Linked DNA regions of Homo sapiens: regions 1, 2, 3, 4, 5 and 6 are each linked to region 7. The links are chromatin loops, found by intact Hi-C in ENCODE. Cell type or tissue: PC-9. All regions are shown on one strand. Links, peaks and the distances in the headings refer to the core of each region. The heading gives the core; the rest is flanking DNA. Region 1 has its middle 98 kb from the start of LINC00862. Region 2 has its middle 100 kb from the start of ZNF281. Region 3 has its middle 160 kb from the start of NR5A2. Region 4 holds the start of NR5A2 (nuclear receptor subfamily 5 group A member 2). Region 5 has its middle 120 kb from the start of NR5A2. Region 6 overlaps NR5A2 (nuclear receptor subfamily 5 group A member 2). Region 7 has its middle 340 kb from the start of NR5A2.

Evidence for each region. Peaks named below come from ENCODE experiments on the same cell type or tissue, not always from the same donor. Only the 100,000 strongest peaks of a DNase experiment are listed, where the experiment ranks them.
Region 1: it touches region 7 in a loop (16-fold over the local background); 25 of 110 quality-filtered maps call a loop at or near these places.
Region 2: a loop joins it to region 7, with 12 times the contacts of the local background. A loop is called at or near these places in 55 of 110 quality-filtered maps.
Region 3: it touches region 7 in a loop (4-fold over the local background); 8 of 110 quality-filtered maps call a loop at or near these places.
Region 4: it touches region 7 in a loop (6-fold over the local background); 12 of 110 quality-filtered maps call a loop at or near these places.
Region 5: a loop joins it to region 7, with 10 times the contacts of the local background. A loop is called at or near these places in 3 of 110 quality-filtered maps.
Region 6: a loop joins it to region 7, with 4 times the contacts of the local background. A loop is called at or near these places in 16 of 110 quality-filtered maps.

What each region holds. Positions count from the first base shown.
Region 1 is chr1:200,273,942-200,278,572 of GRCh38, reverse strand. No RefSeq gene overlaps it. Among named protein-coding and RNA genes, the nearest start is that of LINC00862, 98 kb to the left of the region's middle. In PC-9, for the core only: a CTCF peak has its summit at 1,921; no DNase peak of the experiment used is centred there.
Region 2 is chr1:200,507,667-200,512,297 of GRCh38, reverse strand. No RefSeq gene overlaps it. Among named protein-coding and RNA genes, the nearest start is that of ZNF281, 100 kb to the right of the region's middle. RefSeq lists a silencer at 1,898-1,947. In PC-9, for the core only: CTCF peaks have their summits at 1,780 and 1,980 (motif pointing right); a DNase peak (open chromatin) is centred at 1,997.
Region 3 is chr1:200,182,189-200,186,819 of GRCh38, reverse strand. No RefSeq gene overlaps it. Among named protein-coding and RNA genes, the nearest start is that of NR5A2, 160 kb to the right of the region's middle. In PC-9, for the core only: no CTCF peak of the experiment used is centred there; DNase peaks (open chromatin) are centred at 2,419 and 2,979; H3K27ac peaks cover 536 bases.
Region 4 is chr1:200,027,344-200,031,974 of GRCh38, reverse strand. NR5A2 (nuclear receptor subfamily 5 group A member 2) reads right to left here and starts at 4,265. Exons shown (of 8, transcript NM_205860.3): 1 at 4,064-4,265. The coding sequence starts at 4,127. RefSeq lists enhancers at 1,600-2,100, 2,101-2,601. In PC-9, for the core only: no CTCF peak of the experiment used is centred there; a DNase peak (open chromatin) is centred at 2,104; H3K4me3 peaks cover 2,609 bases; H3K27ac peaks cover 594 bases.
Region 5 is chr1:199,906,714-199,911,344 of GRCh38, reverse strand. It overlaps the pseudogene LOC100422076. Among named protein-coding and RNA genes, the nearest start is that of NR5A2, 120 kb to the left of the region's middle. In PC-9, for the core only: no CTCF peak of the experiment used is centred there; a DNase peak (open chromatin) is centred at 2,004.
Region 6 is chr1:200,128,149-200,132,779 of GRCh38, reverse strand. The region is part of intron 7 of NR5A2 (nuclear receptor subfamily 5 group A member 2); the gene reads right to left. Among named protein-coding and RNA genes, the nearest start is that of NR5A2, 100 kb to the right of the region's middle. In PC-9, for the core only: no CTCF peak of the experiment used is centred there; DNase peaks (open chromatin) are centred at 999 and 1,999; H3K27ac peaks cover 1,891 bases.
Region 7 is chr1:199,682,680-199,687,310 of GRCh38, reverse strand. No RefSeq gene overlaps it. Among named protein-coding and RNA genes, the nearest start is that of NR5A2, 340 kb to the left of the region's middle. In PC-9, for the core only: CTCF peaks have their summits at 2,268 and 2,468 (motif pointing left); DNase peaks (open chromatin) are centred at 1,720 and 2,410; H3K27ac peaks cover 1,691 bases.

The DNA of each region.
Region 1 (4,631 bases), core at 407-4,406, 590 kb before region 7:
AAAATTTCTAAATGCATCAAGCCTCGGTTTTGCTTCTGGATTCCGGGGCAAAAAATTATGCAAACAGTTAATATCCTTGATTTATCATTTCATCTTCCTCTTTTGTGCTTTACCCATGGCCTGGCATACATGCCCAGTAACTGCTGCTGGCTGGATTATGATGGTTTCTAGATCCTTCCACACAACTGACCACAGCAGGTTACCACGGCAGGTCCCTTGTATTTAGAAAGAGAAAGTCCAGTGCCAAACAAGAACCCTGTGACAGTCCCAGGACGCTGGGCAGAAATCTGTTGTTGTTCCAGAGCATTCATTTCACCCTCCTTCCATGCGCAGCAACATCATTAATGATCTGACCGCATTTCACGTGGCTTCCTGAGGCCTTTCCTTTGCGAGCGAGGCCTGGCCTCTTCCCCGAATCAGGAAAACTCTGAATTTAACCTATAATCATGCTGTTCTTGGTAACACCAGCGTCTTCCCACAAAAGCTCTAGAAATTGGTTAGACTTTCCAAGCTTTTTGGAAGATTAAGTCCATTAATTTTCATTGAGAAGAATATCAATTTTCAGTGTTTTCAGAATCCTTGGATGAAATTTTAGATCGACAATCTTGTGATACTCATGTACTTTCCCTACCCATCCCCCATGCCCCTTAGGAGACCTTTTCTAAAAAGTGAGACATTAGTTTGGGTTGCAGTTCACAAGGAGTAGTGGGAAGGGCCAAGAAGACTTGGCTTTGAATCCCAGTCCCACCATGAGTACGAGGAATGCATTTAATCTACCTGGCCCTTCGTTTCCTTATCTGGTCAGTGAGTAAACTATTGCCTCCAAAGTTTACATTGAGAATCAAATAAGATTTTTGTAAGGTGCTTGACACAGATTTTCAACAAATGCAAGTCCCCTCATTCCTGTGATCTCCTTTTTCTTGTGCCCTGTTTGCTCATAACAGTTTTCCAAAATCGAGTCTATTGAGAGTTTGAAAAAGCAGGAATTACGTGTTTTCTATTTGATGCTTTATATTTATTTATTTATTTATTTATTTATAGAGATAGGGGTCTTCTGTGTTGTTCGGGCTGGCCTCAAACTCCTGGGCTGAAGTGACCCTCCTGCCTCAACCCCTGTAGTAGGTGGGACTACAGGTGTGAGCCACCCCACCTGGCTTGGTGCTTTATTTTTAAGCACGTTAACCTTTCAGTAGTATTTAAAAAGCACCTTACCCACTGTGCTGCTATTATATACAGGCATCTGGAGACTGATAGGTTAAGTGAACTGGGGGCTCACTATGGAATATTGTGCAGTGGTTAGAACCAACATATTAGGTCTGCAAATTATAACATGGATAGATATTAAAAGCATAGTACATAGTGAAGAAATAAAAAATACAAAGTGGCATTTAACTTAATACCATTTATATAGGTAAAAAATTTATGCACCCTCCTGGAAATCTACCCTATAGATGTAAAAGCCCCAGTATTTATGGATTCACGTGCATAAATATGCAGCTTTATTTGTAGTGATAAAAAACCGTGTGCAACCTAAATGCCCGTCAGTAGAGGGATGGTTGGGTGAACTGCTGAACATCCATCTATCCCATGAATTACTAGACAGCTATTAAAAAAGAATGCCAGAGATCCGGATCTACTGCCCTGGAAGGATGATCATGACATATTCTTAGATGAGAATAGCAAGCCACAGAGCTATGGATTACGAATCCAGTTCATTAAACCAAATCTCTCTCCTCTCTCTCTCTCTCTCTCTCACTTTCTCTCTCTCTGTCTCTCTCTCTCTCTCTCTCTCTCTCTCTCTCTCTCACACACACACACATTTCTGTAACTACCAGTTTAAAGGATTGAGTGATCCTGAAGACGTGTGGAGAGATAGACCCTGCCCATGCTGTTAGCAGTGGTCACCTGCTGGGGGTGCAGGGAGATAAGAAAAAAAGTCTATCAAAGACTAAAGAAAAGAAAAGCTCATTATAGAAATGTTAAAAATCAGGACACAAATATTCTATCATGGATATTACTTACAATGCGTAAACAATGAAAACGCAGATGGACAAGGACCTGATTGTAACAGGAATAAAAGTAATACTTGGGTAAGAGGATTATGAGCAAAAGGAAAAATACATGAACACAAGACAGAGATATCCAGACAAACAAAATAAACATTAAACACCTTAGGATAGCAGCCTATGTGTGGGAGGAGAGAGGATGGGAGTGAGTAGGAAGATCAAAAGGAAATTTAAAAAATATTAAAGAGAAGGCACGTGTACAGCCCAGTGACATTGAATGGAGGTGGGAGTATGATGAACTCAACACTCTGCACCTAAGGTTAAAAAAAGTCAAATAAGAACTTTCCCCTAGAGTAGCTTATGTAAAGAACAACAATACTAGAACTTACATAGAGCAAGATGTACCCTCGACTTTAGGGTCCACTTTTCCACAGAGCGTAATTCAAGGATGACTGCGGTGAGCCACGTCCCCAGAGGTAGAGTAACTAAAATTTAGCAAGAGTCTGAGTAAGGACTAGTAAGTGTCATTATTATTCCATGCATGGGAATTCCCAGATCTGTCCTCCATGGACTCAGGCTAGCGTTACCTGTAATGATCAGCAAGAGAAGGAACGAACGTTCAGCCCATCAATGCCGTTGCTCTTGTAAACCAGACTAGATCACCCTGGGGAGAATATTAGCTATTAATTAGTTCCTTTAAATAGTGCCTTTGAACTTTTGGAATTAAAATTAATTGATGGTCTAAAGGAATGCCATGTAATTTCTATGGCATTGAGACTTTCTTCCCCTGGGATTAATCTGACTTTGTTCTTTCCCCCTCATTTTCCCAAGCTTGGATCTTTTTAACAGCCGATTGCACTTATCTTTTGAGCTTTGAACCCTGCCCCAGTGGATAAGTAATTTCATTTAGGTAAACAGTCTCCAGAAATAGATTCAAACAGTGAGCAAACAGCTTGTTTGTGATAACAGGCCCTGCCTTGCAGCCTGGTGTGTGAGGCTAACGGTCTCACGTCTGCTGATGGCGGTAGCTGACTTCCCCTCTTTGTAAACTGTCCCCCAGATGTGTTGCATTCTCTCAAGGTGGAAGGCAGGTCTTGTAAATAAACTGGGTTTCTCCAGGACTGATGCAGGGACCAGAGAGTCACATATAACGGCAGAGTGGTTTGTCCTGTCGGGAGGGTCTCACTGTCTGGTGTCGACCATCCTTGTCATGAGCCCGGGGGTTGCTCAAAGACCGAGATAACACAGTTGCCTTCCCTCTGCTGGAACGCATCCTATATATGACACTCATTATAGTTAATGGGCTGTTAGCTTTTCCATTAAGGGATTCTTCTAAGGGTTTATAACCTGGTAATAACAATAATTTGCTTCAGGCGGAAACTCCTGTAACAGGTATGAACAGCCCAACTCTTATCAATGTTGCTTGGGCTGGGGGAGTTGGGTCTGCTCCATACAGCATGCAAAAGGAAACTTGTCCAGGAACTAGAGGTTTTTCCCTTATTTATTTTCTTTTACAGTCACAATTGTAATAGCTGTATTTGGTATAAAATATTTCCAGAGAGGACGGTGTCATTGAGAGTCCTGAATGGGGCCAGCACATCTGCCATGAGAGCTCTGGGAATGTTGTGTGATTGGTGGTTGTGAGAAGCCAGATGCGGAGATCAGTCAGGAAACCCGAATGCTGATTCCAACTCCACAGTATATTAGCGTGGCTACCTGAAGAGCAGAGAGAACCCTAGCCCCCTTCTTAGCACAACTCACAAAGGCCTGAGTGGTCAGGCAGCCCACACAAAGTCCATGAAGGATCCACATTTATCCAAATACTGAAAGCTCTGGGCTTTGAAGAAGGCCATCCAGCATCCTATAGACCACAGGCAATGTTCTTGAGTGGCTTGGCCTGAGACACTTACTAACACAGGGCTAGGCTTCATGCTTGAAAAGAAGGTTACATGGTGTAATATTATGATATAATTATAATGATGTAATATTATGGTATAATAACCAAATATATACATTTGGTTTCTGCTTCTGGTTCCTGGCACATAGCTCCTAAAATCCTTGGAATCTCCAAAGTGATGTGTATTTGCATGCTGTCACGATGAACTGGTATATGTGTGTGTTTTAGGGTAGTGGTGGGGCCTGGATAGCCTCAGGATGGAAGCTGGTTGCCAGAGGAACCAACTATGTGATTAGAGGGTTGGAATTTATAGTCTTCTGTCCTCAACCCCCACCCTCGACCTCTGCCCTGAAGGAGGAGAGAGGGACTGAAGGTTGAGTTGATCACCAATGGCCAATGATGTAATCAGTCATGCCTATGTAATGAAGCTGCCATAAAAACCCAAAAGGACAGGATTCGAGAGCTTCTGGATTGCTGAACACATGGAGGTTCTTGAAGGGTGGCCCATCAGGAGGGGGCATGGAAGCTCCGTGCCCCTTCCTGGGTACCTTGCCCTGTATTACTTCATCTGGATGCTTATCTGTGTCCTTTGCAATACCCTTTATAACAAATAGGTAAATGTAAGTAAAGTATTTCTCTTGAGTTTTTTTAGAATATGAAGAATATATATATATATTCTTCATATATATATGAAGAATATATATATATATATGAAGAATATATATATA
Region 2 (4,631 bases), core at 337-4,336, 820 kb before region 7:
TTAAGCCGACTGAGCAAAAATTCTTTCTCCTTTGGTCTAACTCAGCTTCAGTGGAAATCTAAGAAAAAGAAAGAGGGAGAGAAGTTCCCTGATTTTATAAAGACTGTCCAGTGATTGTGTGAGCTACTTATAAAAGTAAATCTAAAGATCTTTATTCACTTGCACAGGGTTTAAGTTAAAGTAGTAACAATGTTGGATATCTTTCTGGTATAGAGAAGGCAATATTCACAATTTCTTTTTTCTTTTCTTTTCTTTTTTTTTTTTTTTGAGACAGAGTCTCGCACTCTTGCCCAGGCTGTAGTGCAGTGGCACGATTTCGGCTCACTGCAAGCTCTGCCTCCCGGATTCTCGCCATTCTCCTGCCTCAGCCTCCCGAGTAGCTGGGACTACAGGCGCCCACCCCCACGCCCAGATAATTTTTTGTATTTTTAATAGAGATGGGGTTTCACCATGTTAGCCAGGACGGTCTCGATCTCCTGACCTTGTGATCCGCCCACCTTGGCCTCCCAAAGTGCTGGGATTATAGGCGTGAGCCACTGCGCCCGGCCAATATTCACAATTTCAAAAGGACTATCTGGGAGTTTTAGTAGTCTGGGCAAGCTGATTGCTCTAACAAACAACCCTTACACTGAGCAGCTTAACACAATAAAACTTTATTTCTCACTCATGTCACATTTTAATGTGGGTCAATGGGGCACTCTACTCCATGCAGTCATGCAGGGATCCAACTCTACCTTGTGGCTCCACCCTCCTTTAGGTTCTTGGATCTTCTCCTTCCAGCCAGCAGATGGGAAAAGAAAAGGAGCATCCCATGTAGAATGTTTTAATAGGCCAGGTCTGGACGTAATGTTTCCAATGGGTAGAATTTAGTCCCTTGTCCACACCTAACCTCAAAGGAGACTGGAAAATGCAGTCTAGCAGTGTGCCCAGGAAGAAGTGAGGAGCACAGATGTTGGTGATTACTAGTGGTTTCTGCCATAGGACTCATTTCTTTCTTTCTTTTTCTTTTTCTTTTTTTTTTTTTGAGATGGAGTTTCACTCTTGTCACCCAGGCTGGAGTGCAATGGCACGGTCTTGGCGCACTGCAACCTCCACTTCTCGAGTTCAAGTGATTCTCCTGCCTTAGCCTCCTGAGTAGCTGGGATTACAGGCACCTGCCACCACACCTGGCTAATTTTTGTATTTTCAGTAGAGACAGTGTTTTACCATGTTGGCCAGGCTAGTCTTGAAATCCTGACCTCAAGTCATTCTCCCGCCTCAGCCTCCCAAAGTGCTGGGATTACAGGCGTGAGCCACCGTGCCTGGGCAGGACTCATTCATTTCTTCATGCACTCATTCATTCATAAATACTTACTGAACAGTCATTATGTGCCAGATACTAGCTAAGAAGATAGGACTTCAGAGTATCTGCCTTCAGGAAAATACAGTCTTGGTCTTGAATCCTCACCTACTAGCTGTGTAAGTTTCATCTGTTTGAGCTGCTAGGTAGGGATGAATGGAGCTTGCAGTGCCATTGTGAGGGCTGCATGAAATAATATATATGAAGCCCCTATCATGTTTACATACATGTAAATGACCTATTCTGCATTGATCATATGTTTTCAATATTATTTGCTATTACTGTTAAGACACAGAATTCACACAATGCTTGCTTTCCCCTCAAATCTCAAAATAGTAGATTTGTGCTATCACTTTCACTGTTTACAAATTAGCCGGGTTTTCCTTCTATCCAAACACCATTTTTCCAAATACAAAAAATACTTAATTCTTCAACCCAAGTAGTTTATGGTTTTTATTATAGCCCATTTGTGCCCTTCATATTGAGAAAAGAAAAACATTCATTTGAAAGCCTAGAAGCTATTGGCAGTATAATCAGTGGGAGTACCAGCGAAAGGAATCGCATAGGTTTGCACAATAAAACCTCGAGTTTGAGGGACAAAGAGGTCTAGCCATCCACTGTTGTGTTCACATTGGCCACTAGATGGCAGTGTCTCACAGGAATATGATGACCCACTCTGGGGCACTAATGGGTATTTGCTCTTGGACTTCAAGTCTTAACTTCAAAACAAACTAAAGAGAGATGAAAGAAGCAGCATAAAAATATTAATTTTTTTGTTCTTAAACTTGTGAAAAGAAATATCTCTAAACACTCTCAAAATGTTCTCTTGTGACATTTTATATCCATTTTTATACCTTGAGGCCAATAGAAATAATGCAGTTATTAAAGTTTATGAACACTGACTGTGTGTGCACGAGGCTCTTGGAGTTTTCTGAGTCAGTTTCTGAGTGCCCTTTGAGCTTGATTTCTATTCTTGGTTTTCCATGCACATTTGGGAGCTGGTCTTGATTGAAGCTGCTGATAAAATTCTCATTTTTTTCCTGGTTAAAAAAAAAAAAAGGCTGGGCGCGGTGGCTCACGCCTGTAATCCCAGCACTTTGGGAGGCTGAGGCAGGCGGCTCACGAGGTGAGGACTTTGAGACCAGCCTGGCCAACATAGTGAAACCCCGTCTCTATTAAAAATACAAAAAAAAAAAAAAAAAAAAAAAAATAGGTGGGCGTGGTGGCGGGTGCCTGCAATCCTAGCTACTTGGAAGGCTGAGGCAGGAGAATCACTTGAACCCGGGACGCAGAGGTTGCAATGAGCCGAGATCGCGCCACTGCACACCAGCCTGGGCGACAGTGTAAGACTGTCTAAAACAAACAAACAAAAGAAAACGAAACACAAAAACGCCAGGCATGGTGGCTCACGCCTGTAATCCCAGCAATTTAGGAGGCCATAGTGGGCGGATGGCTTGAGGCCAGGACTTCGAGACAAACCAGGCCAACATGGTGAAAACCTGTCTCTACTAAAAATGCAAAAATTAGCCGGGCGTCATGGCGGGCGCCTGTAGTCCCAGCTACTTGGGAGCCTGAGGCAGAATTGCTTGAACCCAGAGGGCAGAGGTTGCAGTGAGCTGAGATCGTGCCACTGCACTCCAGCCTGAGCGACAGAGCGAGACTCCGTCTCAAAAAAAAAAAAAAAAAAAAGAATGAGACATTCACTCATTCACTCAGAGACATCCAGAGATACTGAAAGCTAATGGGAGAATTTCTAGCAGTGTTTATCCTTGAAGTGCTCATAAGACTGTCCAGCCTAGAATGGAAGTTAGGTAATGTTTTGTTTGTTGCTTAGTTTTAATTCATAGCTATGTGTTTTCTTTTTCAGAGAACCAAATACTGAGTGGCAATTCATTAGACGTGGTTGGAGATGATGCCTTAAAAGAGAGCTTTATTAATAATAATAATCACAGAAGTTATTGTTTACTGAGATATCACTATATGTCAGGCACTGTTCTAAAGGCTTTGCATATATTATGTCATCTAATCCTCACTCCAGCCAGGTATGAAAAATACTATTGTTATTGTTACTTTACAAGCAAGGAAACCGAGAGAGAGAGAGGTTAAGCAACGTGTTCAAGGTCACAGGGCTAGTAAACAGTAGATTCAAAATTTGAGCATGGGTTTATCTGGCTCCAAAGCCAATTTTAAAAACCGAAGCCCTTGTTTTTCTTTTTTAATATGTCATATTTCTTTTCTTTTCTTTTTTTGAGACGGAGTCTCTCTCTCTTGCCAGGCTGGAGTGTAGTGGTGCAATCTCGGCTCATTGCAACCTCCACCTCCCGGGTTCAAGCGATTTCTCTGCCTCAGTCTCCCAAGTAGCTGGGACTACGGGCGCCCGCCACCACGCCTGGCTAATTTTTTGTGTTATATTAGAGACGGGGTTTCACCATGTTGGCCAGGATGGTCTCGATCTCCTGACCTCGTGATCTGCCCGCCTCGGCCTCCCAAAGTGCTGGGATTACAGGCATGAGCCACTGCGGGCAGCTGTCATGTTTGTTTTCTTATTGGATTGTCTCCCTGCCTAGACTGTGAACTCCACCAGGGCAGTGATGATGTATCTATTTTGTTCATCATTTCCAGATGTGTCAGATACCCAGCAGGTATCAAGAATGATTTGTCAAAGGAAGAAATGTATAGTGATCATGTTTTCAGGATAAAAATAGTCATGTGTTTCTAGAAGATGGTTTTTATTGATTTGTTCATTTACTTATATGAAGTCCTGTAAAAGTTTGAGTGTGGTGGCTCACGCCTGTAGTCCCAGCACTTTGGGAGGCCAAGGCAGGCAGATCACTTGAGCCCAGGAGTTTGAGAGCAGCCTGGGCAACATAGCAAGACCCTGTCTCTATGAAAATAAAATAAAATAAAATAAAATAAAATAAAAAAGTCATGTAAAGATAAAATATTTCATCGCATTTAAAAATAACCCTTAAGAAATCAACATAATCAAGACAATTTAAATTGCTGAAATCAGCAATGTTGGGAAGACAGGATTGCTGCCCGAAAAGAGCTGCAGTAGACTGAGAAGTCAGCACACAGCAGCATGAAGATGGACAGCCTGGGCCAGGCACTGTAGCTCACGCCTGTAATCCCAGCACTTTGGGAGGCCGAGTTGGGCAGATCACCTGAGGTCGGGAGTTCGAGACCAGCCTGACCAACATGGAGAAACCCTGTCTCTACTAAAAATACAAAATTAGCCAGGCATGGTGGCGCATGCCTGTAATCCCAGCTACTCGGGAGGCTGAGGCAGGAG
Region 3 (4,631 bases), core at 390-4,389, 500 kb before region 7:
GTTTCTTTTTATTCTTTTTTCTCTAAACTTCCCTTCTTCCTTCATTTCATTCATTTCGTCTTCCATCGCTGATACCCTTTCTTCCAGTTGATTGCATCGGTTACTGAGGCTTGTGCATTTGTCATGTAGTTTTTGTGCCATGGTTTTCAGCTCCATCAGGTCCTTTAAGGACTTCTCTGCATTGATTATTCTAGTTACCCATTCATCTAATTTTTTTTCAAAGTTTTTAACTTCTTTGCCATTGGTTTGAACTTCCTCCTTTAGCTTGGAGTAGTTTGATCTTCTGAAGCCTTCTTCTCTCAACTCATTAAAGTCATTCTCTGTCCAGCTTTGTTCCATTGCTGGTGAGGAGCTGCATTCCTTTGGAGGAGGAGAGGCGCTCTGATTTTTAGAGTTTCCGGTTTTTCTGCTCTGTTTTTTCACCATCTTTGTGGTTTTATCTACCTTTGGTCTTTGATGATGGTGACGTACAGATGGGTTTTTGGTGTGGATGTCCTTTCTGTTTGTTAGTTTTCCTTCTAACAGTCAGGACCCTCAGCTGCAGGTCTGTTGGAGTTTACTGGAGGTCCACTCCCGACCCTGTTTGCCTGGGTATCAGCAGCGGTGGCTGCAGAACAGCGTATATCGGTGAGCTGCAAATGCCGCTGCCTGATCGTTCCTCTGGAAGTTTTGTCTCAGAGGATTACCTGGCCGTGTGAGGTGTCAGTCTGCCCCTACTGGGGGGTGCCTCCCATTTAGGCTACTCGGGAGTCAGGGACCCACTTGAGGAGGCAGTCTGCCCGTTCTCAGATCTCAAGCTGCATGCTGGGAGAAGCACTACTCTCTTCAAAGCTGTCAGACAGGGACATTTAAGTCTGTAGAGGTTATTGCTGTCTTTTGTTTGTCTGTGCCCTTCCCCCAGAGGTGGAGCCTACAGAGGCAGGCAGGCCTCCTTGAGCTGTGGTGGGCTCCACCCAGTTAGAGCTTCCCAGCTGCTTTGTTTACCTACTCAAGCCTGAGCAATGGCAGACACCCCTCCCCCAGTCTTGCTGCCACCTTGCAGTTTGATCTCAGACTGCTGTGCTAGCAATGAGCAAGGCTCCGTGGGTGTAGGACCCTCCGAGCCATGTGTGGGATATAATCTCCTGGTGTGCCGTTTGTTAAGCCTGTTGGAAGAGCGCAGTATTAGGGTGGGAGTGACCCGATTTTCCAGGTGCCATCTGTCACCCCTTTCTTTGACTAGGAAAGGGAATTCCCTGACCCCTTGAGCTTCTCAGGTGAGGCAATGCCTCACCCTGCTTCGGCTCACGCACGGTGTGCTGCACCCACTGTCCTGCACCCACTGTCAGGCACTCCCCAGTGAGATGAACCTGGTACCTCAGTTGGAAATGCAGAAATCCCCCGTCTTCTGCATTGCTCATGCTGGGAGCTGTAGACTGGAGCTGTTCCTATTCGGCTATCTTGGCTCCACCCGCTCCCACCCCCGTCCCCTGCCGTGTCTTCTTTTCTCTATCTGTGGGTGGCCCTTCCTTGGCTTTTTGATTCTCACTTCTCATGTCCCAGCAGTCATCTGTTATTCAGCCTTTTATGCCTTTGTAAGCAGCATCCACATTTAAATCTTGTACCTTCTGTAAAATTATCTTTGGCTAATAACACTTCAGGCACAAATATGGCTGGATAAAGAGCCTGAATGTTAGTGTTGAAGACAAACAAGCTCCTCATTTGAGTTTCCTTTACATTAAAATGAAACAAAGCAAAAACAGAAAAGAAGCACAAAAAGCAGAAACCACTGTCATGCCACTTTTATTTTTTGCTTAGTTTAGCCAAGATGATTATTTTTAAAGATGTGAAATAAACCCATGATAATGGTGTGTTTTATTGCCTTTTCTTTTACTGGTAGGTTGAGGAAAGGCAGGTTCTTCCCCAAAATCAGATGATGAAACGAAAAGGGAGAGATGGAGTTTAACAATCCATCTCTTCTATGTTTTGTTTCCTAGATTCTGCATTAATCCATTACATGCCTGTAATCCTTGCACTTTGGGAGACTGAGGTGGGAGGATCTCTTGAGCACAGGAGGTTGAGACCAGCCTGGGCAACACAGGGAGACCCTGTCTCTACAGAAAACAAAACAAAACAAAATGTTAGCTGTGCATGGTGGTGCACACCTGTGGTCCCATCTATTCAGGGGGCAAAGGTGGGAGAATTACTTGAGCCTGGGAGGTCAAGTCTGCAGTGAGCCATGATCATGCTATTGCACTCCAGTCTGAGCAACAGAGAAAGACCTTGTCTCAAAACAAAAAAAAAAGAGAGCGAGAGATGACAGGCTTTCTCTCTCTCCCCAGGTGGTTGTGCCACTTTAAGACTTCTTTAAGGGAAGTAGAGAGGATGAGTGAGCACTGATCGGGCATTGCCCAAGGAGCTTGGCTGGAATCCAGGCCACACAATAGTTGCAGGAACATTTGACACTCAAATAACACAAGGCCCCAAGGCAAGAGCAGAGGCGAAATAAAGCCTGTTACAGCAACACTCAGGGGGAATGTAACACGTGTTTCCACACTTATTTATAGAAGCTTGTTCCACCTCTATGGCAGAGACCTTTTGGCAGTCTTAATTTACTTCTGGGGAAAATCTTTGGGACAAAATTTTTTTAAACAGCCAGTACCTTGCTAACTGCACTGATGGCAAAGTAATGTGAGCAGAAATGATCGACACAACATGTTTTCTCTTCTAACATAATTGCTTTCTATTTGTGTAGTCTGTAATAATTAATGTATAGAGAACATGGCTCAAGTGATTTTGTGATAAAATAAACAGGGAAACTACTAATCAAACCAAGGTATAAAAATTAGTATAGCTCTTATAGTTACAACATAGTCAGGGCTAATAAGTGGTGGTTATGCCAATGTTTCCCGTTGAGGTGGTATAGAAAATAAAGGTCACCACCTCAAAATTCTCATTTATGTAAGACTCATAGAATGTCTGTGTTGTCAATGCTCCCACGGCACTGAGCAGCTGACCCTTGTTTTGGATGTCTGTGGTTATAACTGTGCTTGTCTAGGCTCTTGTTAAGGTCAAGAAAATTTCTAGTTATTTGGTGTTGCAATTATTAGAAATGTATCTGTCACTATTGCTTCTTTTCTTTTTAATTTGTTATTATTATTTTTTTGAGACAGAGTCTCACTCTGTTGCCCAGGGTGGAGTGCAGTGGTGTGATCTTGGCTCACTGCAACCTCCGCCTCCTGGGTTCAAGTGATTCTCCTGCCTTAGTCTCCCAAGTGTCTGGGATTATAGGCATGTGCCACCACACCTGGCTAATTTTTGTGTTTTTAGTAGAGATGGGGTTTTGCCATGTTGGCCAGGCTGGTCTCGAACTCCTGACCTCAGGTAATCTGCCCACCTCAGCCTCCCAAAGTTCTGGGATTACAGGCATGAACCACCATGCCCAGCCTGCTTCTTTTAGGTCCTAAAGAAAATGCTCAGTTGTTGGAGTGAATGTTGACTCTACAGGACACCTTGGTGTGTGCTTTCAGGAAGACACTGTAGCTAAGTGGTTCAGGTTCCGAACTCCTGAGGTTTAGAATCAGAACTGTTTTTGAACCCTCACTCTGTCACTTTCTAACTGCAGGACTTTGAACAAGTTATGTACGTCTGTAAGTTTCAGTTTTCATAGTCACAAGAAGGGGTCGTTATGAGGATTAAATGAAATCATGTTTGCATATTAAGGTAAATGCTAAGCTTTGGAAATAAAGAGACCCCAAGATATAGTGGCTTAAATAAGAGAGCAGTTTATTTCTCTGTCACTTGAGGCTGGTCTGTGGACACTACCAGGCCATTCAGGGACCCAAGGTTACAGCTTTCTTGTTGCTCTTCAATCACTGGTCATCTTGGATTGCTGTCTGCACCTCGGGTCCAGCCAGGGAAAGGGCTAGGCGCCAACGACTAAGGAAAGTGACTCGCTTTTACCGATGGAGAAGACTGAAAAGGTATGCTTGTCACTTCAGCTCACATCCCATTGCCACAGCCCCATCTTACTCACTTGGTCGTGCCTCACTACAAAGGAAGCCGGAAAATATAGTCTTCAGCTGGGCAGCTGTGTGTCCAGGAAAAAAAGAGAGGATACATTTTGGGGAGATAACTGTCTGCCATAGCATATCGCACTCAAAACTCAGCACGTAGTGCTTAAACATAGATGCTATTATTTTCATGAAATCTCTCTAGTATGTGTTCTTTGGGTCATTTCCTCAACTAGATCATTGCCTGGAACAATTAATATTTCTCAAGTGAGAAATATTGGATATGGGATACATTGTTTTTATTCAACTAATTAATACAAATAAAATTAATAAAAATATTAAGACATTTTTATGGATGTTCTGGGTTTCTCCAGTGCAACTTTTTCTTTTCTTTTCTTTTTTTTTTTTTTTTTGAGATGGAGTCTTGCACTGTTGCCCAGGCTGGAGTGCAGTGGCGCGATCTCGGCTCACTGCAGTCTCTGCCTGCTGGGTTCGAGCAATTCTCCTGTCTCAGCCTCTCCAGTAGCTGGGACTACAGGTGCATGCCACCATGCCTGGTTAATTTTTGTATTTTTAGTATAGACGAGGTTTCACCATATTGGTCAGGCTGGTCTCAAACTCTTGACCCTAGGTAATCCA
Region 4 (4,631 bases), core at 205-4,204, 340 kb before region 7:
GTAGAGGGGTCAAGTAAAGGAGAGAAGCATTAACAAGCCTCTGTTCTCCCTTCCTCTATAAATCTCTCTTGGTTTGTTAGAAGAGGTGTTAAAGATGCCAGGTGTGGTGGCTCACATTTGTAATCCCAGCACTTTGGGAGGCTGAGGTGGGTGGATCACCTGAGGTCAGGATTTCGGGACCAGCCTGGCTAACATGGTGAAACCCCATTTCTACTAAAAATACAAAAAATTAGCCAGGCGTGGTGGCGTGCACCTGTAATCCCAGCTGCCTGGGAGGCTGAAGCAGGAGAATCTCTTGAACCCAGAAGGCTGAGGCTGCAGTGAGCCAAGATCATGCCATTGCACTCCAGCTTGGGCAACAAGAGTGAAACTCTGCCTCAAAAAAAAAAAAAAAAAAAAAAAAGGTGTTAAAGAAAAAGAAATCCTTTTTTTGTTTTGTTTTGTTTTGTTTTGTTTTTTTGAGATAGGGTCTCACTTTGTTGCCCAGGCTGGAGTTCAATGGCACAATCACAGCATCCTCAACCTCCCTGGCTCAAGTGATCTTCCTACCTCAACCCCCAAGCCCTAGTCACTAGGACTACAGGCACATGCCACCACACCCACACCCAGCTAATTATTTATTTTTTTATTTTTTGTAGAGACTGGGTCTCACTATGTTGCCTAGGCTGGTCTGGATCTCCTGGGCCCAAGTGATCCTCCATCCTCAGTCTCCCAAAGTATTGGGATTACCAGTTTGAGACACTGTGCCTGGCCCAAGAACTCTGTTAACTCTGGTCACTACCTGTGGATCCAGGCCAGAAAAGAGGAATCTGAGAAGCACTGTTTTGGAGATGGACTCGGGCATGGAAAGAAGGGAGGCTCTAGAGTTTAGCTTCATAGAAGAAACTGGCAGCCTAAGCCCCAACTATGAGAATCAGAACATGGGCTTGTGTGGCTGGCATTCTAAATAAAGCTCGCTGGAGGTTAGGGTGACATAATGGCTATCACACTTTCCGCTGATGAAACGTCTACTTTCAGAGATCCTTATGAGCACAGAGCTTGCTGGAGGTTATCACTGAAATAAAATCAGACTCAGAGTGTTCAGGGGACCAGATAGCAAGACTCACATTACAGACTCAATACAGTGTTTGCACTGTGTATCATGTACCCCTAAGTATGCAGACATAACCTTCTGTGGATAATATGCAATATTATACTGAGTGCATAAAATATTCTGCAAATGCAGTTAATTTGAAGAATTATGGAAATTTAATATGAATCAAAGCATAATATTGGGCACTGTGGGAGTGGTCAATAAATATTTGTTTTATGTATAACATTTCCTACCACACAGATATGGCTCTTTTCTTGATATAGGTAAGTATAAAAAGCTTCTAAAGTTAGTACTGCATATTATTCAATAGAATCATCCCACTTGGGAGAAAGAAGTAAACCAAGACCAGAAACCAAGAGTCTGGCCAGTGTCCCAGAGTTAGTTAACTTTAAGGGAACAATCTAGTTATAACCTGAGTGTGCTGCTTTTACACTACAATGAATGATTATCTTGCAGGTAGGCAGAAGGAACAACTTTATCTTAATTCTGCTTTTCTATACAAGCACAGACATCTATACAAAACTTTCATGTAACCATCAGTGTGCATACAAGATGTAGCCCCTAGTTAAAAACCATGGAGACAGCTTTTTAAACAAAAGGAGGCTCATTTCCTAGTACAACACAACTGAATTAAATATAGAATTGTAAACCCTGACTGATGTCTACATACACCGGGCTCGGTTTTGTGAACCACTCAACACAGCCCAACTTGCAATTTGCCATCTGAAAGCTACCCTCGAGACCCTCAGACACTCTCTACAGCTGCACCCGTGGGTTCTTCCCAGTGGGGCTACCCTGGGCAATCAGAAAGACCCATTCAAGGGGCATCTCTCCCTCAGGAATCGGGTCAGGCCCTTCAATCCAATAGTTCAGTCCGAAGGCTCCTCACCGCCCTCTGTTCCTCTCCCTCAGCCCTTTGGATGGCTCCGTCCAGCCATTCACCCTGGGAACGACCGTTAGCACCCTCGTGGAGGCTACGAGGTAAACAGATTGTCTCCCGGTGCCACAGCCGCCTCAGGGTCACTAAGATGTTGCAGGTGCGGACACCTCACAACCACCTGCGGGGCTGCAATACCAGGAGGCGGAGGGGATGTGCTTGGGTTGGGAAGGGGCGGGTGGCTGCGAACAAGATCCTGAAAGAGGTCTCTTTTACCGGCAAATTGACTGGAATTTTGTTATCCCGGAATCCGGCGCCCGGAAGTGCCTGCACAGGTTTAGGATGTTGGGGTAGTCTCGCTGAGGCCAGGGGAGAGCCTTCTTCGGTACTTTTCTTGAGGTTTAGTCCCCAGCAGCCCCTTATGGGCTGGACCGACAGTCCTCCGGTTCCCAGCCCTCTGCGGTGGGACCGATTCCAGAGCTGCAGGTGTTCTCTGTTTACGCTCAGAGTGTACCGCCTCGGTCCCTTGCGATGTGAGTTGCGCGTGCGGTAGCTGGAAACACAGTTCTTCCAGGGTTGCAGAGAAAAGTGCAACAGCGTCTCTTTCCCCTACCTTACCCTCTTTAATTCACCCATGGGGTGTGGGGGAGACTGTGAGGGATCGGCGTGCGTGGTCTCCCGACCCAGCTCAACTCTATTTTGGCAGCGGCCAGCTGGGGCTGCGCGCAGCAGGAGCCCAAGACCGCCCGCGCGGGCGCGAGCCCCCGAGCGCGCGTCCCCCGTGCGCGCGCAGTCCGCGTCTCCGGCCCGAGCGCGCTCTAGCTGCGGCCCCGGACGCGGAACCGGAGCTGCGCGGAGCTGCCGGGAAGGACTCCTTGCCTGCGCACCGCGGCGGTTCTGCCCGACGAAAAAGATGCGAAATGGTTGTGTGCTGCTCTCTCATCTTTCTTGTGCCTGTATTTTCTGTGTTATCTGCAGAACAATTGATTGTGTGTTACACCCTGCTTACCTTCCCCATGTTTTCTTTTTCGTAAGTATAGAACATTTTTGGTAAACATTTCCTCAAGTGATATACTTTAGGGTGTAGTTGGCCCATAAAAAAAGCAATCTGTGACTCCACTGCATTCTGTGGAGTCAGCTGACTAGGAAGGAAAAAAGAGGAAAAACTCAAGCCTTGATTTTCTTTCTTGTTATAATGGAGCTGAGACTCAGAGAGCTCATGACAGGCCCCTGCAAATTCGGAGGGAAATTCCAGTCTGAAAGCCTAGGCAAATGCTGCCAGAAAAGGCACAGGTCCTTCAAAAACTGGGGAAAGGCAGAAGGGCCTGACTTCCAACAGACAAATAATTACAGATCACTGGGAATCACTTCCCTTCAGTCCTTTACTTTTAGAATTAATTGAATGTAGTCTTGCTATAAAATTCATAAGTTTGTAACTCTATTTTTTAAATGAATAGTAGCTTTATTTACTTATTTCTGTTTGTAAAAACAAAATATACTAATTGTTGCGAGAAACAGTAGCTCTTCAAATCCTTTACTAATGATGGTCTAGTTTTTTTGGTTTTTTTTTTTTTTTTTTGGAGGTGGGGGCATGACTTTCATTCCCCAGGAAAATAAAATGAAAATTTTTTACGGTATAAGCAGAGAATAAGACACCATACTTTTGTGTGGGTTGAAAAGTAACAAATACTTGACAGCTATCTGTTAAAGTTTGATCAATGATCACTCAATATGATTAACTTGTTTCAAATTGTTCAAATTTTAGCTTATTATTTCTGATTAAAAATTATCAGAAAATATTAAAGTTGAAATTGATAAAGTATAAATTATATTTTCTGGCTGATTAGGGTATTAGAATGACACCAGTAAACACTAGATATAATGAATAATATTCATATGTTGAAATATCCATTTGCTTTTTTTGAACTGCAAGAAAGATAAATGTGTGATATATATACATAGGCTTATTGTGTGCTTTTAATAAACATAATAGGAAAAGCCATGACTTAAAATGCAAAATCCATCAACAAGATTAAATTATATGTATGTAGTAGCAGAATAAATAGATGATCAATAGAGAAACTCCTACTTACCAATAGGTGTAAGTCCGTGCTTTAAAGACTCTTGTAAATCCCCAGTATCTGAATTAGAAGACATTCTTAGTGAAATTATAGGCAGTTCTTTGGCTTAAAGCAGAAATCATTGAGCAAAAGAAAAGTGCAGCTTGTCAAATTTCGTGGCCTTGGGAAGGACACATCAGACTACAGTAACCCTTAGTGAAAGTTAAGAAAAAGCAAAGGAAAAAAAAAAATCCAGAATTCATAAAGTTACAAGCAAGTCTTTCCCTGGACTCTGTACTTTTTCCAACATTAGTGACCTGCTGTAAACCATGTATCCAGTTTCATGATGGTTTCTAATCAGAAGAATGGAAACTTTTGATAGGCTTTGACTCATCACATGACTCTATGCAGGTTGATAAGAGGACCCTGTTATAAAGTGACAGCAAAAGAGATAAGAATTCTTGCCAGATAATGGCAAAGAAATGATTAACTCAGAAGTGGAGAGGTGCTATGCAGCACAGAGAGTGGAAAGTTGTAAAACTGAGGGGTCAGAAGATCAGACTTAGTGGATAAAAACTGCAAACCAGCTAACTAACTTAGG
Region 5 (4,631 bases), core at 183-4,182, 220 kb before region 7:
CTGCACAGTATTGGTTTCCCCTTTGCAGGGAAGTGCATCCTCAGCCAAATGAATCATTTCTTGATACAGAGCAGGAAGCAGTTCATTGCCATAAATCGATTCAATTTCTAACCAAATCCTTTTGTGCACTATCTTCTTCTTCTATTCTAAGTGGAATCTTTATTAAATTCTGTGGAAAGCATAAATAAGTTATCATTAATTACACTTGGAGCCTCTAAAGATTGATATTAAAATTTTTAAAAGTTTAAAGAGTTAATTAGGCCCCAAATCCTGAGTCACACTTAACAACATAGGGACCTTAATAACTATTGGCATTCAAATATTGATGATCAGCAGTTCGAAATTTAACAATTAAGTATATTATGCCTGAGAGTATTTTGGAGAATTTCAGGTTTGATGAGTGGAAATTGACTTTACTTTTTTTTTTTTTTGAGACAGAGTCTCACTCTGTCACCCAGGCTGGAGTGCTGTGGTGTGATCTTGGCTCACCACAACCTCCGCCTTCCAGGGTTCAGCCACCCGAGTAGCTGGGATTACAAACGTGCACCACTGCACTTGGTTAATTTTTGTATTTTTTTTTTTTTTTAGTAGAGACGGGATTTCGCCATGTTGCCCAGGCTGGTCTTGAACTCCTGGCCTCAAGTGATCTACTCATCTTGGCCTCCCAAAGTGCTGGGATTACAGGCGTGAGCCACCGTGCCCAGCCACCTTTTATGTATTACCACACGTTGTAACAAAGTGGTGCAAAGTGTTCATTTAGTAATTCTTTTTTTTTTTTTTTTGAGATGGAGTTTCACTCTTGTTGCCCAGGCTGGAGTGCAATGGCACGATCTCGGCTCACCACAACCTCCACCTCCCGGGTTCAAGCGATTCTCCTGCCTCACCCTCCCAAGTAGCTGGGATTATAGGCCTGCATCACCAAGCCTGGCTAATTTTGTATTTTTAGTAGAGATGGGTTTCTCCATGTTGGTCAGGCTGGCCTCGAACTCCTGACCTCAGGTGATCCGCCCACCTCAGCCTCCCAAAGTGCTGGGATTACAGGCATGAGCCACCGTGCTCGGCCTCTTATTTATGTTCAGAGTCCTTGCAAACCTCATCAAATGCCCAATAACAAGGCTTCCTCCCAGGCTTACTGCTATGACCACAGAAGATTCCTTCTGTCCTTTGCAAATCTTTTTTTTTTTTTTTTTTTTTTTTTGAGACGGAGTCTCGCTCTGTCGCCCAGGCTGGACTGCGGACTGCAGTGGCGCAATCTCGGCTCACTGCAAGCTCCGCTTCCTGGGTTCACGCCATTCTCCTGCCTCAGCCTCCCGAGTAGCTGGGACTACAGGCGCCCGCCACTGCGCCCGGCTAATTTTTTGTATTTTTAGTAGAGACGGGGTTTCACCTTGTTAGCCAGGATGGTCTCGATCTCCTGACATCATGATCCACCCGCCTCGGCCTCCCAAAGTGCTGGGATTACAGGCGTGAGCCACCGCGCCCGGCCCCCTTGCAAATCTTACAGCTAACATCTTATGTGATGCTGTGTGGCATACTTAGGGAATCATATGTGAAATTACTTAATCATATGCACACTCAGAGGTTGAAGGAACATGTTTGTGTGACAAAGCACCTTTTTCTATATCAGATTTTTTTTTTTTTAAAAACAAGCCAAAATGAAAATATAAAACCCCATGAGATATCCATATGAAGTAACTCTGATTTATGCTGACGTCGTTTATCTGAAGAGTATGTGCCAAGTACATTCAGGGTGGCTTTTTTTCTCAGGGTCTGGAAGCATGAGTGTTACTGGGGCAGACTTTTTCCGGGGCCAATATTTGGGACCTGACAGCAATTCAGGTACATCTGTGGAACGAGGGGTGATGGAGTGATGAAGCACTAGAAGGGGACTGCTGCCAGAAGAAGGCAGTCGGGGAATGCTTGAGCTAGAAATTGCAGGTGGGACAATGCCAATTTTCTTCTTGATGGCTTCCTGAATGGCTCGTTCAAATTATCAGACTTCATCAGTTGTCATGTACTTGTTTGGGCATGACTCACTATGTCATTTGCAGGCGAGGAATGTTGATTGCAAACTTTTTATGTTAGTTTGCTCAGGCATGTTTTTTTCATATTCCTGAACATCATCCATTATCATGTACCATTCATCAACCCATGCAAAAGCCTATGTCGTCTTTGACTGACTTGTGTACAAATTGCCCTACTTTGGTCTGAAGCCTCCAGACCTCCAACCTCACTGGTGGTCTCCAGCTTGTAGAAGCACATGATGGGCTGATGTCTATCTATTCAGCCTGCCCTTAACTGTCCCCATCCTGTCTTCTCTGACTTGAAGTGTTTAGGATCCTCAGATTCTTTGTCGTAGTGCTCTGGAATTTCATTGCAGACAATATCAATAAAGCAAACGTCTCTTTCTAGGTTTTTGGCTTCCTTGTAAAAAACATTTACCGGCCAGGCATTGTGGCTACAGGTGTGAGCCACCACGCCTGGCTTTCTCTCTATTTTAAATTAAAAAAAAAAAAATTGCCAGTTTATTATAAAGGATATTACAAAGGATACAGATGAAGAAATGCATACAGTAAGATATGGGGGAAGCGGAATGGAGCTTCCATACCCTCCCTGGGTGCACCACCCTCCAGGAACCTCCATGTATTCAGCTATCTGGAAGCTCTATTTTCATAATTTTTAATGAGGCCTTAAAGTTGCTTTCGTGACTGTAAGTTTTTCATATTAGGTGTTATAGTTGAATGGCTTTATGTAATTTCTGATTAAGACTTTTAAATAATATTCTCTTCAATATTTTTATATTCAACAATAGATTCTCTTCCCACAAATATATGACAAAATTTAAACCAATCTTCACAATTATTTAAAATAATTATAACACATGAATTATATTGGAAATAATAGCCTTTCCTTATCTTCTCCTTATAATTGTAACACTGAAATTTCTTATGATAATGTGATTTCTATAAAACTTTTCCATACCAGGTATTTCAATATAATAATATAGCAAAATTTTGCAGAAGGCATTTGCATTGTTGGGATGGTCACTTAGAAACCATTAATAGCAAATAGGGAGGTGTGTCTGACTTACGTGATGACAGATATTTAAGTTGCTGGCTGTCCAGTGCCTGTCGGGAGTCCCCATCCAAACTCCTGGAACAAGGGGTTCATGGAGCTGCAGGAAGAGTTATGTAATAGGTTCCTAAGAGCATTCCCTCCAGCAAGATGAGGGTGGAGGATGGCAACAAGGCTGATGGCAAGCACTGGGCAGACAGTAGTTGAATCTTTGTTGTTGCATATATTAAATATGTCTATATGCTCATTGGTATTGGTGTGTTCTAAGTGACCACTCTAAAAAGGCAGGCACATTCTTTAAAATGTAGCTCTATTATTATTTTGAAATAACGTAGAGAGCTGGCTCCTAAAGTCAATATCCAAGTAATAGACGGGGTGCACTGGTGCAGTCACAGCTCACTTCAGCCTCAAACTCCTGGGCTCAAGTGATCCTCCTGCCTCAGACTCCCCAGTAGCTAGGAGCATAGGCATGTGCCACCACACCTGGCTAATTAAAAAAATTTTTTTTTTTTTTTAGAGATGGAGGTCTCGCTATGTTGCCCAGGCTGGTTTGGAATTTCTGGCCTCAAGTTCCTGCCTTGACCTCCCAAAGTACTGGGATTATAGGTTTGAGCCCCTGCTCCCAGCCCAGTTGCTCATGCTCCTTCAACTCTCTGAAGATCCTCAAAGAAGGCTGCTTAAGGCTGGGGGTGACTCTCTTGGCGACAAGCCAGCTTAGTTGCTGTGAGTGCCAAGGAGATTAGTATCTCTCAGCATGCCTGTAATCCATTTGCTGTTTACCAGTATATTTTAGCACCCTGATTAGCAAGCTGTAGTATGAATAGTGTCTCAAAGGAGGTCTCTGTATCCCATTTCCCATGCCATGCATATGCCTAATGAGGATGCCCTAAAAACTGGTTGAGCCTAACTATTATCAGGAGAACCTGAAATTCTGTACCTCCAGGAAAGTTCTGCAAAAGAGATCTTCCCCACTTCCCTCACCCAGGGCGGTAGGTGGGCTGAGGAGTGTCCAATATGGCACTAACTGTGACCAACTGAATTGTGAAAGCTGATTGCAGTTCTTTGGGGTGGAGCCCAGGCAAACTTCTTCAGTGTGTATCAATCCAATAGAAGCTGCTACTATGAGTGGAGGAAGGGAAAGATTAAATAATCTTCTTTGGCCAGGTTGGTCTCGAACTCCTGACCTCAAGTGATGTGTCTGCCTCGGCCTCCCAAAGTGCTGGAATTACAGTCTTGAGCCACCGTGCTCCGCATTGAACTTTATTTTTTAGTGCAGTTTTAGGTTCACAGCAATACTAAGTGGAAACAATAGAGTTCCCACTGCTATGTCTTCAAGGTCCAGCTTCCATATCATTATCTCTATGAAATCTTCTCTGATTTCCCATAGTTGTAAATAAAAGTTTCCTGTTCCAAAATTTCACAGCCCCTTTAAGAAAATTTAACAAGGTTTCATTTTCTAATCTGTTTTATTTGTCATGTACCTATCTTTTCTTCTTCACTAGACTGTAAATTCATTAAGGGCAGGATCCATGTCTAATCTACCTCTGCATCTCCTA
Region 6 (4,631 bases), core at 275-4,274, 450 kb before region 7:
CTCCTTTCAGAGGAGTTGAACAGAGTGGTTGACACAGCTAAAGCAGCAAGAAACATCAACCAAGAGCACATGGCATTCTTACTTGATTTTTCTTGCTGGTTATTCCTAGTTTGCCTGGCCAATATGTCTCTGAAAAATCATCTCCTTTCAGAGGAGTTGGGAAACTGAAGAGGCATGAAGCCTCTGATTGCTGTGAGATTTATGTAACATGGGGGTTGACAAAGGCTTTCTGATTAATAAAATGTAATCAAGGAGAATAGCATGTGTGTGGAACGTGCATTAGTTCAGTGAAAACAAGGAACAGAAAGAAAGACAAGAGATGCATGCAGCATTGCTGATGGCATGGCATGTTTTGGACTCTTCGCTTGGTGTACCACGCCTTATTCAGAACAGTGTCCTGGGGATCCAAAATGCAGCTCTGTATCACAGGAGTTTCCTTCTCTTTGGAAAGACTATATATTGCCAGTTCTTGCCGGGCACATTGGCTCACACCTGTAATCCCAGCACTTTGGGAGGCCAAGGTGGGCAGATCACTTGAGGTCAGGAGTTTGAGACCAGCCTGGCCAACATGGTGAAATCCCGTCTCTACTAAAAATACAAAAATTAGCCGGGGGTGGTAGCAGGCACTTGTAATCCTAACTACTCAGGCGGCTGAGGCAGGAGAATCACTCAAACCCAGGAGGCGGAGGTTGCAGTGAGCCAAAATTGCACCACTGCACTCCAGCTGGAGAGAGAGAGACTCCATCTCAAACAAAAAAAAGACTCTATGTTGTCATTTCATAGCTTGCCTAGTACAATGGTTCTGCATAGTGGCCACTCAATATATTTTGTGTGATTTAATGTTTCAATACTGATGAGAGGCCTTGTACTTCTATTTGTTCTTCTCTCCTGGCTTTGGATTGGTCTGTTTGAAATTTAACCTTCTTAACCAAACACAGCCACAACTCAAGATAAGACTTATCAGATTTTTATCAGTAAACTAGAAAGAAGATCTAATGCAAGACTCAGATGTGAGTCACTGATTTGGTCCATTGTAGAACAGACCTGAGGCCCTGGGGTGTCCAGAGTCCACTAGAGTGCAGCATCTGGGCTAACCACGTTAACCAACTACGCTCTTCTGAGCTGGTACTAAGACAGCCACTCTATTCTGAGATTTGAACAGAGTGGTTGACACAGCTAAAGCAGCGAGAAACATCAACCAAGAGCACATGGCATTCTCACTTGATTTTTCTTGCTGGTTATTCCTAGCTTGCCTGGCCAATATGTCTCTGAAAAATCATCTCACTAAATAGCAGTAGTTAGCAAAATGACAAGATAAGCATTAACAGCTAAAATATGACAAATATTTTTAGGCATAAGGTATTCAGAAATATGCTTAAATAAATGCTATTTAGGCAATTATATTCTTGTGCCAGCAAATAACAAATGATAATCACTTCTTCCATGGCTGTAAGTTCATATTGATTAAGTTCAAACTTAGAACTCCAAAATGAATTACATCTGGTCATTGCTAAACTGCTTTGCTCACTGGAAGAAAAAAAAAATCCACAACACCTATTATACTGCATTTAATTAAGACAAGCATCAACTTTATATGCCATTATTTGCTTCTGCCAAATCTCTATGGTGTAAATATTGAACAGTGGCATCTCTTGAATGCTAATCAATCCTTTCTGAATTTCAAATGATTACATAAATTTTAGGAAATGCTTATTTGCCAGCATTACCCTCAGGTGCATATATATCAGCAAGGCATTAGTATGAAGATATGTGCAGTTATTTGACAAGTGTCTAGTGAGTGTTTTTCTAAATTAGAATATTACATATGAAAAGGTAAACACTGAGAATGAATGCTAATTGTACGAAGAACCCTGGGATATTTCTTTTGCTTATCTGACTTCATGAAGAACAATTTAACCAATGCTCTTGGGTAAAGATGTGAGGTAAATGTTCTGCTTCACTAGGCTTTGCAGTCCAGCCAGTGGCAGTGTGTGTGTGGGTGAGTATGTAATCATATTTAGAGGAAGCCAGCAATAAAGCAAATATTGTGACCAGCTTCAGGAAGGAGAATTGCCACATAATAGGAAAATCAGGTTTTGCTGTTTCAAAACCAACTTTTATGCAGCTACCAAGCAAAAAGAATTTTATGATGTTTAGACTATAATGCTTATTTCAGAATTAATAAGCATAAATTTTGATGCACAATTGGACATTTTTTACTAGTTTTCCACCCTTCTGAAGCTCTTACAGCACTTCCAGTGATGAGGTAGTCAACTAAGGGATAAGAACAGGCACTGCTATTTCACTTTCTAGAGCAGCTGTAGATTTGCCATATAGCAAATGGTACACCTGGTACTGTCACCTTCTGACTTACAGTGAATGAATCGTTCATCTTGCTTTAGGCACTGCAAACACAATTTAAATCAGTGATCAAATTTCTCTGTTGGATTTTTTTTTTCTTCTTCTTCTTCTTCTTCTTCTTCTTCTTCTTCTTCTTCTTCCTAGTTAGTTCCTGCAAGCAGATCTCTGTTGGATTTGTAAGCCTCTTTTATTAACTGGATGTAATGTTGCAAAAAAGCAAAATGGGGATTCATTTTTCCCTTTGTTTCAGTTGCTTTACTTATTAATAGATTTGTGCTCTCTTTTTCACCTCCCACACAATAGGAACACCTAATTTGGTGGCAGAAAAACAACACAACACAACACAAACTCAACAAGTTGCTGTGCCTCTTCTAGAGAAGTGGACAAAAAAGTACTCTCCTTTTGTAAGCCCTTTGAATTCTCTTCTCCAAAACTGTGTCTACAGTATTTCCAGGCTTCTCCAGAAGTGCTGAGGGAAGGGAGCACTCAGACTCCAACAGTGCCCCCCATACACTTCCTTTCTGGGGGGTTCATCGCTTAGCAAAGGCAAAATGTAGGCATCCTGAGCACAGCCCAGGTCAGAACAACTTTTCTTTTTCAAGAAGACAACCCCACAATGGCCAATCATCAGGTGATCCTGCAAAACTGTTTTCTCTCCACAGGAAGTGGCAGAAAAACCCCTTCATGATTTACACCACAATGTCACACTGACATCAGGACTCCGATTAGCTAATGGAACTGCAGTTAAAGCAACGAGTTCACACCCTCCACTGCACAATTAGAACATCCTTGCCAGGGGTAGCAAACAACTGAGCAGTTAGGGTGAAGAGGCTATGCATGGTGAAGTCTTTTCCTTTTATAAGAGAGCACATGCCAGCCTTGCTGGTAGATTCAGAATAGTACTTCCTATCGGACAAAAAGGAAGGGTCCTCTTTTAAAGAAAAACAGACAAGGAGAAAGACGTTCTGATTGAAGTGCCGTGGTTTTCTGGGCTATGTTAACACAGCAGCCTTTTGTATGCCTCACTTAATGGCTGAATGTTTGCTATTCCTACAAATCTCTGTTGTCTCTTAAGTGAGATGTGAGATCAGTAGTTGCTCTGCAGTTCTTGGCTTGTTTATAAAGCCTTCATTTTCAAATGAAGTGTGTGTGTGTATGTATGTGTGTGTATATATTCAGAGAGAGAGAGAGTCTCAAAAGTGATGAGACAGAGTTCCCATATATGATGGCTTGTGCTGGAGTTATAAGCTCTGGGCAGAGGTCCTGACTGGGCCTGGGGTATGGGGCCAGTCTCCCTATTTGCATGTTGCCTTACCAACCACTCTATAGGGAGCTTTGACAGCAAACCTCTGCCAGGTTCTGATATTGAATGCCAGAGGACAAATGGCACACACTTAAGTAAAGGGAAAAGAAGCATTAGATATTTCTTTAAATGTCAAAGCAGAAGAAATAATGGACAAAATTCAAATAAGAAAAACATTCCTATAGCAGAAACTAAAGACTATTGGAAAACTAACCACTGCAAATAAATTTCCCTATCTAAAAGACTTTTATCCAAATCTTTCAGCTAGTAAACATTTTATTTACTATTAACAATGTCAGTGTCATATTGCAAGAGCCGAGTTATGATTGAACCCTTCAGGAAAGCGGACGGCTGTACTTGAAAACAGAATGTACAAACTTACTACACTCCTCTCTGCCTGCCCACCACCCCCACTCCACCCTGCCCTGCCCCAGGGAGCTCGTCCACCTAAATCTTAGAGATGCAATTGGCTACTTTAGGATTTTTAATGCCAGTGACTGTCAGAGGGGAAAAGAATGACTATTTGTTTTGTTATTATTTTTCCTTTTACCATCACAAGCAGTTAAAATACATCCTAAAATAGACATATATATAACGAAAGCTATGATCATTTGGCTTTCCTAATGTCTAGTGAATGGTCCAAAGAAAACGTCATACCTAAGAGGTGACAATCAGCTACAAGGAGGAAGTCTTTAAGAAAGAGGTACCAAAGCTGTGAGGCAAATGCATTCTGGGAGCTTGCTGGAGCTCTGAAACCCAGAGTTCACATAGAGAAAAACAAAACTGACAATATCCAGTTGACCCTTGCACAACACAGGTTTGAACTGCGTGAGTCCACATCTTATGCAGACTTTTCTCAGCCAAACACAGATAAGAACACAGTATTCACAGATACGAAACCTGCCTGTATGGAGGACCAATGTTTTGTATGCTCGGGTTCTGCAGGGCCGACTGCGGGACTTGAGTG
Region 7 (4,631 bases), core at 338-4,337:
AGCTCTGTATCTGCCCTGCTTATTTAACAGCTATTGTGAGGAGCCAATAAAGTAAGTGAAAACCACTTATAAAGTGTAAAGCACCGGACAAATATTCATTAAATCTTTGTACCTTTATTCCTATAGCCCTGAACACTTTGTCTTCCCTTTCAAAAAAACTTAAGTTACCTCTTATATTTTACTTCATTTAGTCTCATCAAATCCCTTTAAAGTAAAGAGCTAATTGCTTGGTTTAATAAACTTCTCCTTTCTAGTAGTCTATTAGCTAGTTTGTCCTTTATAAGTTGTGCAAAGTGACAGCAGGATTGGCTTTGAGGCCTTCCAAGGGTTTTCTACTTAAAGTCTTTCCGAGGGAGCCTAACATCAAAAGTATAAAGGAAGGAGGGAATAGCTTTTCATTTCAAAGGCATCACACTTTGATAAGGTTTTTGAGGAAATAAAAATAAAATTAATGAAAACAGTGGGCTAGAATCTGATCTCTGAGCAATGTATTTCTTAGGTTCATACAGGCTTCCAGAATTCTAAAGTAGTAACTGAATGAAGGGATTCTTTAGAACTGTCTCAGTTCATGCATCTAAGACTCCCTGGAACTATAGCTCTGCAATTTACATGGAAATCATCCTGCAATTTAGGACACATTGCTTGGGAGAATCTACATGTCTGCTCTGTACAGCATTATGTTTTATTTATACTGGTAACCATACTAGTGCTGTATTATGTAAGAATAACCCAGTGATTTTTATTTCCCATTAGAACCTTATGTGCTTTAATTCATCACTATTCTCTACTAGACTTTAAATCCTTTGACAACAGATAGCCTTTGCCTGTTTCACAGCTTCATTTCCAAGGCTCAGCACAGTGCTTGGCATAGAGTTGGCCAATAAATATTTGTTGAGAAGCTGAATTAATGCAAGGTTTTATAAAAAGGATGCATAGAAACTGGATGATACTCTGAGGACAGGTGTTGTATCTGCACATCTTAGAATTCCAAGTTCCACTTTTTTGATCTTCTCAACAAGCATGATATAGATTGTATGCTTATCTGATTCTCAGTTATGAAATCTCATCATCACAATGGTGTCAAAAGTACTGAGAGTATTATATGCTGCTCCTCATGCCTTGGAAACATCCTGTAACTATAGTTCCTTGCCTGACTGTGACTTTATCTGCAGCAGACTTTAAGTAGGGTAGGATCTCACTAAATCTCCAAATTAATATTTCTTCAAAGACGATCTCGTTTTAAGTGGGAGTGCAGGGCTAGGGAGTGGATGATGAGTTGGGATTGGAAATGAGAAATGGGAATAGAAGCAACATAAAGATAACTCTGGAAGAGAAATCCTTGACTTGCACTGGGTGTGAGAAGGGAGAAAAATGATAAACTTTTAGACCACAAAAGCAGGGATCAGGGTTGAGGAGTAATGTAATTGATAACACATATTTACATTTTTCTATCTTTAAGAACAACTAACATGTTACAACTACTCATCATAAAAAGTTTCCATTGTTTTAAGGAAAACAACATGTTGCATCATAGAATCACAAAACAGCAGAGCTGGAAAGAAAATCTGAGACCACTTAATTTGGTTCGTTAATTTTACTGTTGAAGGAACCAAGCCTTTCCTAAAGATCTTTATGAACCTTATTTCTATTTTGCCTCCCATATTTATTTGGAAATTGTGTGGAATGCTTGGGATTATGGTGACTAATGCTTGGGATTAGTCATACAGCAAGGAGTTCAAACATAGTCCACGGTGACAATTAACACTTTGAACTGGATTGAGACAATCTGATAACTGAGTAGACAGTCATTATACTGCCTTCCCAGAAACAGTAAGCACCTTATATGACACTTTTCTAAAAGAATCCTTAAGAACCTCTCCTATAAAACTCACACATTGTTTTACTGAGAAGAATACATCAGGTGTCTGAAAGAATAGAACTAATTTTTGATTTTGGTAGCAACAACCCAAGATGTCTTGTGTTCTTAAGTCAATTTCCCCAAGACTATTTTATTCTCAATATAATCAGCATTTGGGGAGGGGGTATTCTTTGAAATATTCTAAATGTTAAATATATAAGAAATATTCTGCATTGTGCTTCCCTGTTTCCATAAGCTAAATCTTTCAAGAGAACTCTCTGAAATGATACCCTATCATTCTCTCATTTAGATACCATATCAATCTAAACTGATTAGAGTCATCACAACTGCCCCCAACACAGTTGTCCTCAACTAACAATGGCACTTCGGAAAAGCCTGCATTTCATTGATGACTGAAGTCCTCACTAGTGCAAAACAGTAGCTCTTCTAGTCACAAGACTTTATTCCACATTGCATAAAATTCTAGGAGTCTCTGTGGTATGTTCATACTGAATCAGGGGTAGCTTTAATAGAATTTGTGTTTATGACCATCAGGATTAAGAATGTAAATTGATGCTAACTGCATGACTGACACCTAGTGGATATATGCCAGTGGTGCTGTTTATAACCATGCTTCCTTCCTCCCCTCAACCTGCCCTGGCAGGCATGCTATATTATGGCCCTTCAGAATATTATCCATATGGGGAAAAAAAATCACATTGGAAGAAATCATTGTCTTAAATACAGAATTATGTCATTATATATTGCTAAAATAATAGGACCAAAAACCTAGAAATACAGAATATTTACAGAGATTTGAAAGAATATACAGTAGCTTGGAGTTAAAAAAAAATAAAATAAAAATAAAAAAAGACCAGATATCAAAATTTAGTTTGTTTAGTTTGTTGGAAAGGATTGAAATACACTGACATGTAAAAGCTTGTGTAATATACAAATATCCACACAGAATTGAAATGCTTAGTATTATATCTTATCTTTGTTTTTTTGACATTAACTTACGTGCTTGAGAGATACACAGATAAAGGTTTAGTCTACTTATTCTGACATGAACTAGCACTTGTGATTGTAGTAAAAGTGTTAAAACTGCTACTATTCTGAGAATCAAATATTGATAATCAACAATTAGAATAAATTTTACATAATTTGTATGTTTCTTTTACCTACTGGGAAATTTTATTATTACTATTAAAAATAGACAAAAGGGTTGATTGTGTCAATAAGAAATTTTAAGCACAAAATGTTTTTTAAAAAGTGCATGTTTTATTGTAATTAAGGTACTGGAATTCAGATGATTATATAAATATAATGTAGATTATAGTGTCAAAATCTGAATTTTAGGAAAAAGTCTGGGCACTTTTATTCAAGAAGTTATTAGTTGTAGAGAAACAACAGATTGGACACTGTGAAAATACAGCAGTTTGTTTTGCAGATTGCCATTATTGGAGAAAGTAATTTTTAGTTGCCAATAATAAAAGATACTTTGAAATGCAGTCTCATAGATTTTTAAAAACCGTATGTTTTCTTATAGAAGTTTTCTTTAGTAGAAATTACTTTCCAGTCCATTCTTTATCTTAAAGTATGTAAAATTTCGAGCAAAAATACAGCATTGTTTTAAAGGGCATCTTCTCAGTGAGAGCAGTACAGCTGTGTAAATTGCATTGTATGGGACACTCTTGCACAGTATAACAGTGCTGCATAATAAGAAAAAGTCATGCCGCTTATCACTCAGGGCAGATGGCTTGTGCTTCTCTTTTTGAATATCAGGTAGACCTTATTCCAGATCCTTTAGATCAGTCTTTACTTTAGGAATGGTCAGAGTCAAGTTGGCCATGGTGGACATTCTGCCAGTAGGTGTAAATAAATGGCAAAAGTCAACAGAAATTTTATAAGCAATTTCACACTGGCTGGGAAGGAAAAGACTGGAAGTTTGCTAACTGTGTTTTTATATATATTTATGCATTGATACTGAGAAAAGCTTCCTTGTGATGAAGTGATTATTATAAATAAAGCTGATTGTGATTATACTTAAATTACAAGGTCCTACTCCCCATCACCACCTCTGCCCCAGCTCCCCCAAGTAAACCACTGTTCTGGTTTCTTTCGTCATGTATTAATGTTGCCTGTTTCAGAATTCCATATAAATGGAATCTGATGCTCATCTGTGTTACGTGACATGCATTAACCTTTTTATTGCCAAATAATATTCCTTTCTTCCTCAGTAAAAGAGCCACCCACCCACCGCCCCCACAATATCAACATTGTAAAACAAAGCACATGAAGTAGTTTTAGAATTGTCACAACCAGGACAACACACACACACACACACACACACACACACACACACACTCTCACATATTAAACTTACAAAAAAGATTTCAGGTCTGTTTGCAATTGTACACCCCAGAGTTGGGGTTGGGTACAATTGCAAACAGACCTGAAGTCTTTTTTGTATGTATAATGTCAAAGTACTATGAATATTTTGAATGTAAAAGTCAAAATATTGTGTTCAAAACTTCCTTAAATTAGTTTTCTCAAATGTGATTGTTATTCAATTGAAATAGAGTTCAGTTGAATTTAATTGTTTGTTTGAATTTAGTTTTAGCTTTGTCTTTTCAACAGTTGCTTTAAATATATAGAACCTTAACAGTATCATGTATTCAGCACAGGGTTGGATTTTGCTTTATGAGCCAACTTGAAAATATTTTTCTTATTAAATGAATTAAATAATTTCACATTTATTACTTCAACTGAT